Linked DNA regions of Homo sapiens: region 2 is linked to region 1. A link is a contact called in ENCODE Hi-C or POLR2A ChIA-PET data. All regions are on one chromosome and are shown on one strand. The core of a region is the stretch at or near the end of the contact, and the rest is flanking DNA. Distances in the headings are between cores, read along the strand shown. Region 1 has its middle 94 kb from the start of LINC00604. Region 2 has its middle 200 kb from the start of LINC00604.

Region 1 (5,159 bases), core at 890-3,389:
TAAGGATCCCATTTTTACCTAAAATATTGACTTTACTCTCAGGTTCTCTTGATTAACTTAGCCAATGATTGTTTTTTTCCTACCTAAGCGCACAAGAAAAATGAAAAAAAGGGGTAGAACAGAAAAATTCCTGTGAATTTTCAAAAGACAAATTTTATAAACCCTGCAAAATACTGCTTACTACCAGTTCCTTTCTGACCTAGTCAGATATAAGAGGCCTCTAACTGGATTCAAACCAGTTAATTCCCAGATCAAATCCATTCTTGGACCCAGTCCAGTTTCTGTCACAACTCTAAACCCAGTTTGGATCAGAAATCTGCTCAAAGAAACTCGGAGAGCTCAAAACGCAAATCCGTGGAGCTCCAAAATCTGAGAGGGAGCTTAACCGTGATCCCCAGCTGCTCTGAGAGATCAATGGACACAAGTGAGTCCTGCAGGTATCTTGAGTGTTCACTCAGCACTTCTGGGGGTCACTGGAAGCTCCACTTCGGATCCTACTCCTGACACCATCTGAGAAAAGAAAAACTTCAGCCAAATTAATTTAAAGGAGTTTAATTAAGCAATGAAAGATTTGCAAATCGGGCAGCCCCCAGAATCACAGCAGATTCACAGAGACTCCAGGGGTGCCTCGTGGTCCTTGTGGTCAGAACAAATTTATAGACAAAAAAGTTAAAGTGACAAACAGGAATCGGAAATTAGGTACAGAAACAGTGAGATTGGTTACAGCTTGGTGTTTGCCTTATTTGAATGCAGTTTGAACATTCAGCAGTCTATGAGTGGTATAGCCACTGGGATTGGCCAACACTCAGCCATTGTTACAGGTGCCTACTATTAAGTTAGGTTTTCAATTGTGTCTGACTATTAAGATAGGTTACAGTTCATCCACAAGGACTCAAATATAGAAGTATGGAGTCTTTCTCAGGCCATATTTATCTTGCTTTAACTCTATCTTCTATTTTATAACCATTGGTTCCTCAATAACATCTAGAATGCCACAAATCACCACAAAAGTAAAAACTGGGTGATGGATTAAATGAGAGGGAGGGAGGGAGGGAGGGATGGATGGATGGATGGATGGATGGGAAGAGAGAGAGAAACATATGTCCTTGACTCTTTATTTTGGTGATTTACACCAAGAAAAGAAAGCTAACAAACTGTTTAATCAGAACTATATCAACTTTTAGGTTTAAAAAATTATTTTGTGAAAAATCCATTAGAATGTTTCAGAGATATGATGATTGGTATGCAGATAAATTTCATTTTTAAATATTTGGTTAGAAAAAGTTAGAATTTTTCAAAATATAAAATTATGAATTACATAAACACTCAATCATATTTTGTCCCTTTTGATAGATTATGTGAGTAAAAGAAACGCAAAAAGACAAAAGAATATAGATGGATTCAATGACATATAAAATCTTTATAATCTAAGCCAAATAAAATTATATAGCACTGGCAACTTTGTCATGACTAAATTTATGAGTGTAACACTAAATAATGAACTGTTTTGTGTGTGACTTATAAAGTAGACTCATTGTTGAATGGGAGAAATATATTATCCAATGCATTTTGAGCAAGATGAAATGTAAGGTACCATTTTTATAGAAATATTTTAGAGGAAGCTGTTCAACATTGGAGGATAATAGCCGTTACTTATAAAATACAGCATTTCCCCTCTGATTCATAGGAAAGTAACAAGATCTTTATCAGAATGTTCTCATTTCCACATAATTCAAATACCATGTATATCAAAAAATAACAAGTAAAGACAAAATTTATTAAATTTTAGAATATGAATGGCATTGATCATAGTGAATACATTTGACAAAATCAAATAACCAATGGAGCATATTCATTTTGGTGAGTATTCTTAGTAAAGTCTTTAGGTCTCAGTTTCTTTTGAAAAATAAACTGGTTGTGAATATTACATGAGATAAAATAAACGGAAAGGCACATTGTAAAAGAGTGATAAAGCAATACATAAATATAAATTCTAAATGTTATAACATTGTGCATAGTCATTGTGCATGTTAAATGTTCAAAAAATAACTGAGTTAATGATTGAGGCATTGCAGGAAGTCTGGGGTGAGGCACTTGGCAGGAACTGCCACACAGGACTATTTTCTTCACTATGACAATGCTCTAGCTGAGAGTGAATGTTTTTAATATAAATGGTTTTACTCAGCTTAACAACCTACTGGATTCACTATTACAGTCATGAGTCATTTAAGCACAGGGACATATTCTGAGAAATGTGTTGTTAGGCTATTTTGTCATGTGAACATCGCAGAGTGTACCTACATAAACCTAGATTGTGTAGCCTACTATGCTCCTAGGGTATTGCTCATAGGCTGCAAATCTGTACAGCATGCGATTGAACTGAATTTTGTAGGTAGTTGTAACAAAATGGTATTTGTGTGTATCTACACATAGCTCAATACAGAAAAAGTACAGTAAATATAGGTTATAAAATATTAAAAATGATATACCTGAATAGAGCACTTACCATGAATGGAGGTTACAGAACTAGTATTGGCTTGGGTGAATTTGTGAGTGAGTAATGAATGAAGGCTTAGGACAATACTGTACACTACAGTAGTGTCAGTAATGTTTAAACTGTGCACACTTAGGCTATGCTAAATTTATTCTTTTTAGTTTTCTTCAGTAGTAAATTAACCTTAGCTTACTGTAATTTTTTCTTCATAGACTTCGTAATTTTTTAACTTTTTAACTCTCTCATAACTACACTTAGCTTAAAACACGAACACTTTTTTCCTTTATATACTTATTCTATAAGGTTTTTCTATTATTAGGCATTTTTTTTTACTTTTTAAACTTTTTTGCTAAAAACTAAGACACAAACACACACATTAGTCTGGGCTTACAGGGGATCAGGATCATTAATATCACTGTCTTCCACTTCCAAATCTTGTCCAACTGGAAGGTCTTCACAGGTAGTAACATGCATGGAGCTGTCATCTCCTATGATAACAATGCCTTCTTCTGGAATACCTCCCGAAGGAGCTGCCTGAGGCTGTTTTACAGTTAGCTTTTTTGATTTTAATAAGTAGAAGAAATGCACTCTAAAATTACAATAAAAAGTATAATATAATAAAACATAAACCAGTAACATAGTTGTTTATTATCATTACCAAGTATTATGTACTATGCATAACTGTATGTGCTACACTTATATATTCCTGGCAGCACAGTAGGTTTGTTTACACCAGCATCACTATAAACATGTGAGTAGTGCCTTGCCCTACTACATTTGGATGGCTACAGTGTCACTAGGTGATAGCAATTATTCAGCTCTGTTATAATCTTATTCAACCACTTTAGTGTAAGCAGTTCATTGTTGACCAAAATGCTGTAATGCAATACATGACTGTATTTAATACTGTTTCCACTATTCAAGCACAACAGATCATTCATCATCACAATATTATTATAATCAATACTATTCAAAGGAGAAAACACAAGCTCTGGAAACAATTTCAAGATAGGAGTTTAACTCACTAATGCAAAAAAGACACATCATCAAAAAAGCAGTATTCAAAATGTGAGGTTGATGACACTTATGATATCATTATTCATAGGATGAAGAATTCTGGCATTTCCATTCATCTTTCTACCACCTATATGTCTAAGGCAGACATTGCAGAGCAACTACCTCAACAACCTTACAGCCCTTTTCCTTATGCCTTTCTATAATGCAGAAACAGGAAACTAAAACAAAATGACATTTCTCAGACTGCTTGCAGCTGAATTTTAAAATATGATTTAGATCCAGATGGGATTAAGACTTGGGCAACAGAATGAGAAAGAGGGCACCTTTCTGCTGCTTCAGATAATTCTGCTGGCAAACCCAATGGTGGTGGTAGTTGGATTTCCAAAGCAGCAGTACTAGAACTTGTAGACACAAACAGGGCAGGATTTGAATAGGTTTGGACATGTAATTTATTACACCTTATGTTTGCAAAAATCTTAAATATTAAAAAAGAATGAAATGAAAATTTTAGAACTAAAAAAAATACAACAATCAAAATAGCAACTCACTGGATGGACTCAATAGAGGATGGTCATCACAGAGGAAAGAATCAGTAAACTTGAAATTATCTGAACAACAAAATTTTATTCTAGAAAAATACAATAAACAGAATCTTAGAGACTTGTGGCAAAATATTAAAAGACCTACTATTCACATCATCCGAATCCCAAAAGGAAAGAAAGTTTGATGCAGAAAAATATTTAAAGTGATAATGCACTTTAAAAACTTCCAAAATTGAGTTGGGTGTGGTAGTGAATGACTATAGTCCCAGCTATTCAGGAGGCTGAGGCAGGAAGATTGTCTGAACCCAGAGGTAAAAATTCAGCTGGGGCAAAATAATAAGACCCCATCTCTAAAAAAAAAAAAAAAGAACAACAGGGAGGCTTCCAAGATGGCCAAATAGGACCAGCTCTGGTCTGCTACTCCCAGAGAGATCGACACAGATGGGTGATTTCTGCATTTCCAACTGAGGTACATGGTTCATCTCACTGCGGCTAGTTGGACAGTGGGTGCAGACAATGGAGGGCAAACTGAAGCAGGGCAGTGTGTCTCCTCATAGAGGAAGCACAAGGAGTTGGGGGATTTCCCTTTCCTAGCCAAGGGAAGACATGACAGACTGCACCTGGAGGAATGATACACTCCTGCCCAAATACTGCACTTTTCCCACAGTCTTAGCAACCAACAGACCAGGAGATCCCCTCCTGTGCCTGGATCGGCAGGTCACACGCTCACAAAGCCTTTCTCACCGCTAGCACAGCAGTCTGAGATTGACCTGCAATGCTGCAGATTGGCAAGGGAAGGGGTGTCCACCATTGCTGAGGCTTGAGTTGGCGGTTTTATGCTCACAAAGTGGCCAGGAAGCTCAAACTGGGCAGAGTCCACTGCAGCTCAGCAAGGCCTACTGCCTATCTAGATTCGACCTCTGTGGCAGAGCATAGCTAAACAAAAGAAAGACAGTCTCTGCAGGCTTAAACTTCCCTCTCTGACAGCTCTGAAGAGAGCAGTGGTTCTCCCAGCATGGTGTTCGAGCTCTGAGAACGGACAGACTGCCTCCTCAAGTGGGTCCCTGACCCCCGTGTAGCCTGACTGGGAGACAACTCCCAGTAGG
Region 2 (5,159 bases), core at 1,282-3,781, 110 kb after region 1:
CCACGTCTGGCTAATTTTTTGTATTTTTAGTAGAGACGGGGTTTCACTGTGTTAGCCAGGATGATCTTCATCTCCTGACCTTGTGATCTGCCCATCTCAGCCTCCCAAAGTACTGGGATTACAGGCGTGAGCCACCACGCCCGGCCACCATGTGTATAATTTTTAGTTTTCTAGTAAAAAGGGTAAAAAAGAAATAAGTGACATTAACTTCAATAATATATTTTACTTAACCTAATATGTTCAAAATATTATTGCTCCAACATGTAGTCAATTTTTTAGAATTATCAGTTTGTTGCACTCTTTTTATACTAAGTCTTTATTCACACTAAATTTTCATACTAAAATACAGTGACTATTTCACACTTACAGTATATCTCAATTTAGACTAGCCACATATCAAGTGTTCCAGTAGCCACATGTGACTAGTGGCTACCGTATTGGACAACATAAGCCTAACCTAACTCCAGTGATTCAGTCTCCTAGCAGAGGTCAGCATCAACTAACAGGATAAAATGAAAAGCAGCATAACTTCTTTAAGCTTATCAGAGCCCTACTGCTACCTCTTCTTGTATTCTCTATGACCCTTTTAAAAAAAGAATATCATTCTTCTGTATAACAACATTCTCCCTCCCTATTCCATTCTGGGACTTCACTCTGATTAAATCCTTTTGAAATTCACTTTAAAAAAATCCCTTTTCTGTTTACCTGGGCTCCCTGAGTATGCCTAGGGAAATTATCAGTAGGAATTTTCTTATTGCTTGTAAATTATGTTTAATTCCTAAATTTCCCTTTTTCTGCCTTGTCTGAAAGCATTCCAAACAGAAACTAGTCAAAGAAACTAATTTTTTTGTTTTTCCATCAGTTGGTGACCTCATAGGTAGAACCGAAAAGGTCATTGTGATTATAAACCCTCTCAAGAGGTTGTTCTAACTTTGTCAACATAAGGTTCATTCTCAATAATAATGTGTCTTAAAATGATGTTTCCTTGGATCCTTAAACAGAATAATGCATGACTTCAAGTTAGGAATTTCCAGTGATGAATATTTCAAGTGAGTAGGATTACAACAAACTTAGATGTCCACAGAAAGTTAAAGGGTGAGTGGACAAGATCTGGGGAGCACACTACTTTTTTCTGACTTTCCAGGAGAAACCATATTCCTGGGACTGCCAGCTTCACTGCAGACAGGTGTGAGGACTACAATGACCCCAGTAAGCTATTCAATGTGCAACAGGGCTGTACATCACATTTCTCTTGGCATTGACTTTTTTTGTGGACAAACAACAGAATGTAACCTAAGTAGCTCCTAAGCAAAAATACGAAGTCTACAAAATTAGATTCCATGCCACATGAATTCATTGTCCCACTTACACACCACTATCTAATATGTGTTACGGATAAGAGGTTGGATTCCAGCTGAAAGGCAGAAAGGCCATGACATCAAGAAAAGGAGAATTTGAGGGAAGACTTTCAAAAAATCAAGAGGCCAGACGTGTCTCAGAGAAAAAAACATTTCGGTGGCTAACGAAAGGGTGTGTGTGTTTAAAATAAAAAAGAAGAATGTCTCAGAACATATTTTTAATCATCATGGAACCTCCTAGCCTTACAAAACAGAGGGTAGATGCCAGAAAAGAGGGATGAATTGGTCTACCAGGGGCTACTGGAAGGACAGTATTGGATTGTGGATACCTGCGTTCTCCTCGCAGCTCTGTCTTTAGGGTATTGTAGGACTTGATCATAGAGCTAACTTTTGTTTGCACAGTTTAACTGATTTTTAAGTTCCGTTAATGCTCAACAATGGAAAATTTATTAATAGAAGCACAGAGATGTCTTAGAAAAGCTTATGAGAAAGAGGCGGGGCAACTGGCAGGAAAGAAACTAGATGTTGTTAACACCCATCCCACATATTTCCAACCACACCACCTCCTTTCAGAGAACAAATTTCCTCTGCCTCTGGCACTCAGCTAGATCTCACAAAGGTTAGAGCAAAAAAAAAAAAAAAAAATCCTGCTGCCCCCTCAGTTCACATCCAGCCACGCTTGCTATCACCAAGGACATCCTGGAAACATAAAGGTAATATAACAAGGACAGACTGGGAGGCAGAGCCAGACACGGAAGTCTATGCTAGTACAATAGCACTGTACATGTTACTACTGCCTCCTCCCGCACCCCCTTTCAGGTACTTCATGCCCAGCCCTGTCTGTCTGAGGGTTGCTATGATTATAAAAGCACCATAAATTGGACATAAAATATAAATGTGTTTTATTGTTGATAAAGTATCAACTGTCATAATCTTTAAATCTATAGTCTACACTGAATGCCATAATCACTAACAGGTCAGTATGACATCTATTTTTTTTATCAAAGTATTAGTTCCCAAAATAAGTTCACCCAGCTTTAATCCTTGGGAGAGAAACTGCCTCAATCTTTGGTATCCCCAAGGAACAACATAAAGTAATAAGACATCAAATACTAGCTGTAGTCTGAGAAGCCCACGACATCATATGATTAAAATGTACTATTTGTTTGCTATCACGACATGAATTCTCCTTCCCTGTGGTGCTGCTCACTTCCTCTCTAACATCTGAACTGTTTTGAAATACATTGTATGCATAGCAATAGCTAGTATGAAAGGGCTTCAAGAAAGCCTTGTTGTTTCATGAGATTTGGGGCCACAAAAGTTAAACATTTAACCTGGCAGGAACTCAAAGTCCAGGCAGACTCAAGTGTTTGAGCTAATTGTGTTTTAAAAGTATGTAGATTAGTGTTTTGAACTTGGATACAAATTGCAACAGAAACATTACTGTGAATGGTGGTTAGGTTCGAGATCCAGCATGATGTCCAGTGTAGCTGCCATACTAAACTTTCATAATAAATATAGTTGGAAAGAGTATTGTTTTAAAAATTTTGTGTAATGATTCAGCTCTGTATATGCCCCTGCTTGCCATTGCTCCTTGGAATATTGAAATGAACCTTCATTCATTCAGGCTCAGTATATTAATTCAGTATAAACTATGATAAAGGATAACTAACACGTCTTTAATATAATGTGGGCATGGGACATGTATTTTGTTTTGGAAATATCCAAAATTATTCAGACTCAGGTCTAATGAATGAAGTAGAATGAACTTGTCTTCCAAATTAAAAATTAAATACCACAGCAAGAATAGTTGGGGATTTCCATATTCCACTTTCAATGGATAGAACAAATAGGCAGAGGATCAACAAGGAAATAGAAGACTTCAATAACACTACAAACTAACAAGACATAACATACATCTCTGTATAAAATACTCCACCAATCAGGGAGAATATGTATTCCTGTAACGTACACATGGAACATTCCTCAGGAAAGAACATACACTAGGCCATAAAATGAATCTTGCTACATTTTAAAGGGCTGAAATCAAAGCATATTCTCTGACCACAATGGAATGAAATTAGGAATCAATAACACAGAAATTTGCTTCTCAACAGATAATGGGTTAAAGAAAAAATCAAAGAGGAAATTAGAAAATATTTTGAGATGAATAAAATGAAAATACAACATACCAAAACACATAGAATTTAGCTGAATAAGTTCTTACAGAAACACCTACAGTTGTAAATACCTATGTTAGAAAAGAATAAAGATCTCGAATAAATAACCTAATCTTCAAACAACCTTAAGACATTAGAAAAAGAAGAGAAATCTAAACCTAAAGCAAGAAGAAGGAAGGGAAAACTAAAGATCAGCATGGAAATAAATAACATAGAGAAAATAGAGAAAAATAATAAAACAAATAATGAAAATCAACAAAATTGACAAACTTTTAACTAGATTGACCAACAAAAAATTACATAATACTAACATTTCAAATTACTAGAATCAGAAATGAAAGAGGAGAAATTAATAATAACTTTGCAGGAATAGAAAGAATAATAAACAAATACTATGAACCATTGTATACCAATAAAAGGGACAAGTTCCTAGAAAAGCACAGACTACCAAAACTGACTCAAGAAGAAATACACATTCTGAATACACCTATAACAAGTAAAGAGATTGAATTTATAATAAAAAGCTATTCACACAACAAAACTCCAGGTCCAGATGGCTTTACCGATAAATTCTGCCAAACATTTAACCATGCATTAATACCAATTCTTCACGAACTCTTCAAAAAATAGTTGAGAAGAATACACTTCATAACTCTTTTTTTTAGGAAAGTATAATCCTGATGCCAAAGCCAGATAAGAAAAGAAAACTATAGACCAATATTTCTTATAAATTTGGGTGCAAAAATTCTCAACAAAATCGTAAACTAAATCCGGCAACATATAATACAAATTATATCATGACCCAGTGGGATTTATCCCAGGAATCCAAGATTGAATTAACATCTGAAAATCAAGTAATGCAATACACCATATCAATAAAATATAAATAGAATAAAAAATTAAAACCACAAGATTTTTTTCAATAGATGCATAAAAAGTATTTGACAAAATCTAATACCCTTTAATGATAAAAACACCCAACAAACTAGGCAAATAAGGGAACTTCCTCAACCAAATAAAAGTTGTCTAGAAATACCCACAGCTAGCATCATACTTAATGGTGAAAGACTGGATGCTTTTCCCCTAAGATCAGGAACAAGATCAGGACACTATCAAGAAAGTAAAAAGATAACCCACAGTATGGGAGAAAATTTTCAAAAATTACATATAAGAGATTTATATCTACAATATATAAAGAATTTTTACAACTTGAGAATAAAAGGCAAATTAACCAATTTAAAATGGGCATAGGCTATGAATAGGTGTTTTAGCAAAGAAGATATATAAATGGCTCATAAGCACATGAAAAATTATCAAAATTATTGGTTATCATGGAAATATAAATAGAAATCACAATGAGATACCACTTCACACCTACCAGGATGGCTAGAATTACAAAGTTCAGTTAAAAACAAGTGTTGGCAAAGATGTGGAGAAATAAGAACCTTCATACACGTATGAGAATATGGGAATGTAAATTGGTGTGACCACTTTAGAAAACAGTTTGAAAGTTCCTCAAGTAGTTAAACAGGATTACCACATAACCCAGAATTTCACTTCCAGATATATACCCAAGAGAAATGAAAGCATGTGTCCACACAAAAACTTGGACATGGATGTT

The links. A loop is a pair of places that touch in the nucleus more often than their neighbours do. ChIA-PET counts read pairs that join two places held with the same protein, here RNA polymerase II (POLR2A). Pooled maps may share reads with other maps.
Region 2: a loop to region 1 is called in a map of natural killer cell, with 4 times the contacts of the local background. The contact joins two enhancer-like sites. A Hi-C loop is called at or near these places in 1 of 168 maps with a recorded cell type or tissue (natural killer cell), 1 of 37 single-sample maps with no recorded cell type and 7 of 50 pooled maps. POLR2A ChIA-PET finds 5 or more read pairs at or near these places in 2 of 52 experiments (activated CD4-positive, alpha-beta T cell and activated T-cell).

Annotation. Positions count from the first base shown.
Region 1 is chr5:40,331,477-40,336,635 of GRCh38, forward strand. No RefSeq gene overlaps it. Among named protein-coding and RNA genes, the nearest start is that of LINC00604, 94 kb to the left of the region's middle. Within about 2 kb of position 2,140, at least 3 of the 41 ENCODE cell types and tissues checked have a DNase peak (open chromatin) inside an H3K27ac peak, as active enhancers do.
Region 2 is chr5:40,439,925-40,445,083 of GRCh38, forward strand. No RefSeq gene overlaps it. Among named protein-coding and RNA genes, the nearest start is that of LINC00604, 200 kb to the left of the region's middle. RefSeq lists a silencer at 1,863-2,157. Within about 2 kb of position 2,532, at least 5 of the 41 ENCODE cell types and tissues checked have a DNase peak (open chromatin) inside an H3K27ac peak, as active enhancers do.